Linked DNA regions of Homo sapiens: region 2 is linked to region 1. A link is an interaction called in ENCODE POLR2A ChIA-PET data of the cell type or tissue named here. Cell type or tissue: B cell. All regions are shown on one strand.

Region 1 (4,000 bases):
AATGTCTAGTACTAAGTACAGCATATAGAAAGTGCGCAGTTATTACCACCCGTGCAATCTCAGGCAACTTTTTAAACTTCCCATGCCTCAGATTACTATCTATAAAATTAACATAACAGTAGCAAGTGAGATAAGACATATATAGTGCTTAGTAGAATATCTGTTATATTGTTAAGACAATTGCCAACATTAAAGATAATAATATCTAATACTTAAATACTACATGCTTATAAACATAAAACACTGCTTTAAGTGTTCTATGTATAACTCATTTAATCCTTGCTCTATGAAACAGATATTAACATCTGTCAATAACTATCACTGAATGGTAGCTATTATCATCAGTATAATATAGTTTCATTTTCTTTTACAACCTCTTCTACCCAAGACCTTACAAAGAGGAGGAAAGGAGGCAAAAATCACTATTATATCAGAAAAACAAAATAAAACCAAACAAAAAAACAACCAAAGTCACTTCTCTGGTGTGGATTTAGAAAGGGTCTATATTTGTTCCCCCATTTATGTTCCAGAATTTAAAGAGGGTTGGGGTAAAAAGGATTTATGTGTAGAAGCTGTAATTTACCACTTTTAGTCTGTAGCCCCTTTTCTGTCCGGTTTGTTTGGCCTGCCATTCATTTCTACTGAGTTCTATTTGTTTTTTATCATTTCACAATTTATGAAGATCAGCAAAATTTCATTCTTCGCCAATAACCCATCTGACTTTCCCTGCCAGTGTGATGCCACCTTCACTTAATGATGTATGCATATTTACTTACAGTAAAACTTACTCACTTGGGCTAAGTGAGAAAAACACCCCAGCTGTCCCAGAAATTTGGTTCTTGAGGAGTTTTCTAAACTGGAAATTCTGTCGAGTATGTTTTTAATGTACAGGCAAGATTTAGGTTTAATTAGCAACTATCTTCAACTTTTGTACTTAAAAGTTCCTAAAAGTAGCTTGTTTATTTATTATGTAAATCAAATGTGTCTCTTAAAGCTTATTTACGCTAAAGTTCAGTTTATACTAAACATCTGATTGGCTGACCACTTCTTTATGGCTCACTCTAACAAAAGTTCAAAGGATCTCAAACTGAAAGTGAGGTTCAAGTCATTAAGGTCCTTCATGTGCCAGCTAGTCAGAGACCCAGAGCCCGTGAGTCCCCCTCCCAGATCAGCGCACCCAGGCCGCATCTGAGCGACTGCGCTGGTGCACATGTGGCTCAAATCTCCAGTCTGCTCATGGTTTTGAATGTCCCAACAACTGCAGGCTTTGGCCAAGGCCACCCTCTCATCTCGCTGTGTGGTAAGGGCTTACATATCCAGACGTGCATGTATGCACTGTTGTCTAGATTTTTGTTTTTAAAAATAATCGTGGACCTAAAAATAGTTTCTTCCTAAAATTAATTCCCTAAAATACACTGACTAGAAGCCCCACACTCTGAACTGATGCTTTAGTGAACCTCTTTGCTTAATTTTTGAAGATGAAAAAAGCCCCTAACAGCTGGGAAGTGGGGCTGTGCACAGCTGTTTTGGATGGCGCAGTGGTATGCCGTATGCCAGGCGTGTCCAATCTTCTGGCTTCCTTGAGCCACACTGGAAGAAGAAGAATTGTCTTGGGCCACACATAAAATACACTAACACTAATGACAGCTGATGAGCTAAAAAAAAAAAGAAATTGCAAGAAAACTCATAATGTTTTAAGAAAGCTTATGAATTTTCAGAAAGTTTACAGGCATGGTGGCTCACGCCTGTAATCCCAGCACTTTGGGAGGCTGAGGCGGGCAGATCACTTGAGGCCAGGAGTTCGAGACCAGCCGGGCCACTGTGGTAAAACCCCATCTCTACTAAAAATACAAAAATTAGCCAGGTGTGACGGTGCATGCCTGTAATCCCAGCTACTCAGGAGGCTGAGGCATGAGAAGCACTTGAACCCAGGAGGTGGAGGTTGCAGCGAGCCGAGATCGCATCACTGTACTCCAGCCTGGACGACAGAGTGAGAATCTGTCGCAAAAAAAAAAAAAAAAAGTTACGCATTCAAGGCCATCCTGGGCCACGTGCAGCCCGTGGGCCATGGGTTTGAATAAGCTTGCCCTATGCCATCACTCTAGTTCTGAAAAGTAACTCAGAGAAATCAATCACTGGCATTTCAATAGCCTTTAGAACAAGCTCTTTTTCTTATCTTATAAAGTCATTTAACCACTCTGAGTTCCTGTTTCCTTGTATGCAAAAATGAGAACCAAAATACTACCTAAATAGAATGAGTGTGAAGAGGAAATAAGATTCTACACGTAGTGAGCATTCTGTGCACCATAAGTGCACGGATTCTGGGTACAGGTCTCTTGAATTTCCACGGTGGTCGCCATAAGCCCAGGCAAATAGGTAAAACCAACTGACCAACTGAAAGAAATCATTTCAATATATGTTGAACCTATGGCCTCTGACTGACAGCTGTCAAGTCAAGGTGTGACCAACTGCTCAACCCTCTTATGACTGTGAGATCTGAACCAGCTGCAAAGGGAACGAGGTATTGTTAGAAAATTATGTGGGGAATATGTGGTAACATTTTCCCCACATAACCTGTAGTGGTATGCCACACTACAGGTCTGGCCAGAATTGTAAAAACAGAGTGCAATAGAACAGAGATTCCCAATTCTGGTTCTGCCTTGGGGTCACTGGAGCCTACAGTCCCTTTCATACCTGTCTTTGGTTCCCTTAGTCTAGCCCAGCTGAGCCCTGGCCTAACATAGGCTGCCTGAAATTACCATCTTCAGCAGCATCTGTTGCACTTATGATGGTCTTTGCACAGCTATTGCCCTAGGACAGTCCCACACAGGACTTCCTGCCTCACCAGGTAGCCCATGTCATGGATGGTCAGCTGGAGCAATTTGAAAGATCTCAAATGTGCCTCCTATAGTATCCATCCTATTATTTTCATGCTGCCTGCAGTGGGCACCTAGGAGACATTCAACTCCCACTCCTTAGAAGACAACGCTCTTTTTCCCACCTCCACACTTACCTTACACATAGTGGGGACAGGGAGGAGCAGGAAGTTTCTACTCTAATTGGCATTTTTATTTAAAATAGATTTTATAGCTAAATCAAATGTTTATGAGCATGGATGTACGCAGTTGGTCAGTGAATTTCAGAATGGAAGAAACAAAAAGATGTCTTCCCAACTGCTCGGGAATCAGAGTCTGGAAAGCAAGAGTAAGGAGACAGCAGAGAGCTGAGAAGTGTCTTGATCCTGTGGCCATGGTCCCCCCAAACTAAATTGATTTACTTCGTCAACAAATACTTCTTGAACTAGTCCTAGTTGCTGGGCACACAGCCAGGTGGAGGAAGGCAAGGAGACAAGCAGTGATGATCAATTTTGATGGGTGTTGTGGCTAGGGATGGGGGCTCTAGGAAGGCAAGGTGGGGACCTTGATTAGTCTAGGGAAAGGAGAAGATCTCCCTGAAGAAGTGATGTCTCAGATGAAACTGGAAGGCTGAATTGGCATTAGAAAGATTTCAATTTTTATTATTTTTTTTTTGAGGCGATGAGGCAAGTATGCGTGTGCTGGGGGCAGCATGGGAGGAAAGTGGAAAAGGAGAATAGTGATCTGGGCAGAGGCACAAAGCAACGTAGTACATTCTGTAGAGCCCGTACATTTAGGCCCCAGAAATTCTCAAGTTATATGGTTTCTGCTGCAACCTTAACTTGAGCATAAACATTTCTTTAGGCATTTCCAAATATCTAACCACACTGCTGGAATCAATCTCATCCTGTAGGAGTCTGCTTCTCAGGCTTACTATAAGCTGGGTATAGGTGCTGTAGTGGATTCTAAATTTGCTTGCTATTGATTTTATGAACTGATTTCTCATTCCTGGGCTTGCGGCTCTGTTAAAAAACAAAACAAAACCCACCAGGGTTCTTGGCTCAAAAGGGCAATTCTAATTCATATATCATTTTGGAAAAAAAAACACACAGAATGAATTCAATAGTCTTCAAGTGCACAAACAT
Region 2 (4,000 bases), 180 kb after region 1:
GCTCTGCTGTGCTTTAGTGAGGCCATCTTGCTTGTCCCTATGGAGCTAATGCATCCTTTGTTTCTCCCCCTAAAGGAGCACAGAAATAAAGACACTGTTTTCTCTTAGGAGGCACCCATGGTCTCAAGGCTACATGGTCCTCTGACAGCTCCCTCCTCCTGTGCCTTTGCCAGGGGATCCTAGGAGCGCCCACCTTGAGACATGCACTTTCCCCAATCCCTGCACCCTGTAAACATTTCTTCCAGCTCTGCACTCTCCTGTGCCCCACTTCTGAACCTCAAAGTCCAGGGAGAGGCGACCACTGGCAGGAGTCCACTGAGAGGCCAGCAGGCGAGGAGCAGGCAGGACAGTGAGGGCGAGGAGGACAAGAAGCAGGAAAGGGAGGGCATGCTCAGGCAGAGCGCCTGCACCACCATGCCCTCTTCTGCCTGCAGCATGCATCTTTCCTGCTCACCTTCTTGAAGCAAACTTGAAGCAAAAGTCAAAAATTACCCACGATGCTCCAGCACAGCCTCCTTCCTATATTTCCTGTCCAAGGTTCCGCCTCAGGGGTGAGTGAAAAGCCGTGAAAATGTCTTGTCCATTTATCAGTGTGATTAAGAAAAATGTGGTTTGGATCCCTTAAGAATGAAACCTTGGAGTCATCTTTCATTGCTTCTATTCTGTGCCAAGGTTTATGGAGTTCTGGTGGAGTGGCCCCCTTGGTACCCAAGGTAAGGACATTCCCAGTTGAGGACCAGAGTTACTTTTCTTAACTATTTTCCCAGAAGAGTGTTTTCCTTTAAGGCCTATCACTTTCTTACTCTTTAATCTTTTCAATTTCTTAAAAAAGAAGTAAAGGCATTAGAAATGACATGGCAATTTCAAGCAGTTTAATTAAGATGGTGAGCTCTTTCACGAACTGTGTAAAAGTGCTTCTCACATTTGATCATTTAATTGTCCAACACTGAGTGCTTCTTTAGCCCAGAGACAGACAAGGCAATCTAATGGAGAAGTCAGACCTCAGAACCACTTATCACAATTAAAATATGTATTAGGAATAACAAAGGTATAATGAATATTTTGTATAGAATAAAGTCAATTTGTAAGAATATGGAAAATTAGTAATATTAAGTTTTCTATTTGAACTAAATGCAGTACACAAATTCTATTAGAAAAGCTGGAGAATTTTTAAATTAATATTTTTAATCTTGAGGTTTTAAACAAGGGAAAAATAAATATAAAATCGATTTTCTCATATGCATAACATGCCTCCAAGCGATATCAAGAAACCAATAAACAGGAGCTGCCTATGGGAAGGAGGGTGGGGAGACAGGCTGAAAAGATCCTCATCTACATGTTTATATTTTTTACATCTTTTATATTTGAAGGTTTTGAATGTATTTCCTGGAGATGATTTTAAAAACAGGCTACTTTTTTTTTTTTTTTTTTTTTTTTTTGAGACAGAGTCTCACTCTGTCACCTGGACTGGAGTGCAGTGGCACCATCCTGGCTCACTGCAAACTCTGCCTCCCCAGGCTCAAGCGATTTCCCGCCATCTACCCCCCTGCCCCCGGGTCTCAACCTCAGTCTCCTGTGTAGCTGGGACTACAGGCGCTTACCACCACACTTGGTTAATTTTTTAACTTTTTATAGAGATGGAATTTCACCGAGGCTGCTCTCGAACTCCTGGACTCCAGTGATCCACCCACCTAGGCCTCCCAAATTGCTGGGATTACAGGCATGAGCCACTGCGCCCAGCCAAGCTTATTTCTTTTAAAGAAAAAGAGAGAATATGTACAATTAATTCTAATTGGAATTACATGCATCCAAAGAATGCCACATGGCACTTGACTGTATTTCCTTAAAATATGCCCATTTAGAACACTGTTAGATTCGAAATGTTCTTTAGTGTATAATAGCCTCAATGTCACCTTACTATAAAAACTGACACAAAAAAAGTTCAAGTTTTAACACTTTTTAATGGGTGGGCAGCATTAAACCCAGGGAGACCCAGCCTCCCTCCTCTAGCTCTTGGCCTGCCTCTGGCACCCTCATTCACTCAGCTACCATCTCATTCTTACAACAAGCTCGTTCCAGCCTCAAGAGCTTTGCTTCTGTTGCTCCTTCCTCCACGTTAAACTTTGCTAGGATATGTGCATGGCTGACTCCCTTCATTCAGGCCTCTGCTCATACTACCTCCTTGAAGACACCTTCCTGAGTCAAGATCACTTGACCTACTTTATTTTCTTCTCCACATGTATTGTCATGCTATTTAAATTCACCTTACTTGTTTGTATTTCTTTCTTTCCCCACTTCCCCCCCGCGAGATGGAGTCTTGCTCTGTTGCTCAGGCTGGAGTGCAGTGGCGCAATCTCGGCTCACTGCAATCTCCGTCTCCCGGGTTCAAGCAATTCTCCCGCCTCAGCCTCATGAGTAGCTGGGATTACAGGTGCGCACCATCATACCTGGCTAATTTTTGTATTTTTAGTAGAGACAGGGTTTCACCATGTTGGCCAGGCTGGTCTCAAACTCCTGACCTCAGGTGATCCGCCTGCCTCGGCCTCCCAAAGTGCTGGGATTACAGACGTGAGCCACCACGCCTGGCCTGTTTGTATTTATTTCACTTCCCTCTTGGTTACTCCTTCTCCTTACCTCACCCCCTTCAGATTATAAGCACCAAGAGATTCCCAGAGTACAGTGGCGTAACTTGCTGCTCAGTAAACATTTGTTGAATGAAAGAATGAATGAATATATCACACTTAATGGTGATCGACTGAAAGCTTCCCCTCTAAGATTGGAAACAAGACAAGTATGTCCACTCATGCCACTTCTACTCAATATTGCACTGGAGGTCCTATCCAGGGTAATTAGGCAAGACAATGAAATAAAAGGTATCTAGATTAGAAAGGAGGAAGTAAAACTTCTTCTACTTGCAGATGACATGATCTTGCACTAAAAAACTCTAAAGATTATACACACACACACAATTAGGGCTAACAAGTTCATTAAGGTTGCAAAATGATCAATGTACATATATCAGTTGCATTTCTATGTAACAGCAATGAACTACTGAAAATAAAATTAAGAAAGGAAGTCCATTTACAATACCACTGAAAATAGTAAAACAGGAATAAATTTAACCAAAGCACAATGCTTACACACTAAAAATTATAAAATATTGTTGAAAGAAATTAAAGAAGACCTAAATAGGCTGGGTGTGGTGGCTCACGTCTATAATCCCAACACTTTGGGAGGCCAAGGCAGGTGGATCATTTGAGGTCAGGAGTTCAAGACCAGCCTGGCCAACATGGTGAAACCCCATCTCTATTAAAAATACAAAAACTAGGTAGGCGTGGTGGTGGGTGCCTATAGTCCCAGCTACTCAGGAGGCTGAGGCAGGAGAATTGTTTGAACCCATGAGGCAGAGGTTATAGTGAGCCAACACTGTGCTCCAGCCTGGGCAACAGAGCAGAGTGAGACTCTGTCTTAAAAAAAAAAAAAAAAACCCTCTAAATAAACAGAAAGACATCTCATATTCTTAAATTGGAAGAGTTATATTGTTGAGGTAGTAATACTCTCCAAATAGTTTTACAGATCACTGAAATCCCTGTCTACCAAAATTCCACTTCCCTTTTTTTTAATAGAAATGTACAAGTTGATCCTAAAATTTATGTGGAAATGCAAGGGGCCGAGAATAGCCAAACTATCTCGAAAAAGAATAACAAAATTGGAAGACTTGCATTTTCTAATTCTGAAACCTTTGTAATACAAAGCTACAGCAATCAAGACAGTGAGGCACTGGCATAAGGATAGGCATGTAGATCAATGGAATAGAATTGTAAGTCATACGTCTATGGTCAATTGAGTCTTGACAAGGGTGCAAAGGGTGCAATGAGGAAAGAACACTCTTTTCAACAAATAGCACTGAAATATTTGGACACCTACATGCATCCACATACCTCAAATTGTACATAAAAATGAACTCCAAATGGATCAAAGACCTAAATGTAAAAACTGA

The links. ChIA-PET counts read pairs that join two places held together with the same protein. Peaks named below come from ENCODE experiments on the same cell type or tissue, not always from the same donor. Only the 100,000 strongest peaks of a DNase experiment are listed, where the experiment ranks them.
Region 2: POLR2A ChIA-PET joins it to region 1 with 6 read pairs; 2 of 35 experiments call an interaction of 5 or more read pairs at or near these places.

The regions. Positions count from the first base shown.
Region 1 is chr5:78,790,374-78,794,373 of GRCh38, forward strand. All of the region lies in intron 6 of ARSB (arylsulfatase B), which reads right to left. Among named protein-coding and RNA genes, the nearest start is that of LHFPL2, 140 kb to the left of the region's middle. In B cell, no CTCF peak of the experiment used is centred here; a DNase peak (open chromatin) is centred at 2,278; H3K4me3 peaks cover 694 bases; H3K27ac peaks cover 355 bases.
Region 2 is chr5:78,974,866-78,978,865 of GRCh38, forward strand. The region is part of intron 1 of ARSB (arylsulfatase B); the gene reads right to left. Among named protein-coding and RNA genes, the nearest start is that of ARSB, 8.4 kb to the right of the region's middle. RefSeq lists enhancers at 1-287, 288-806. In B cell, no CTCF peak of the experiment used is centred here; no DNase peak of the experiment used is centred here.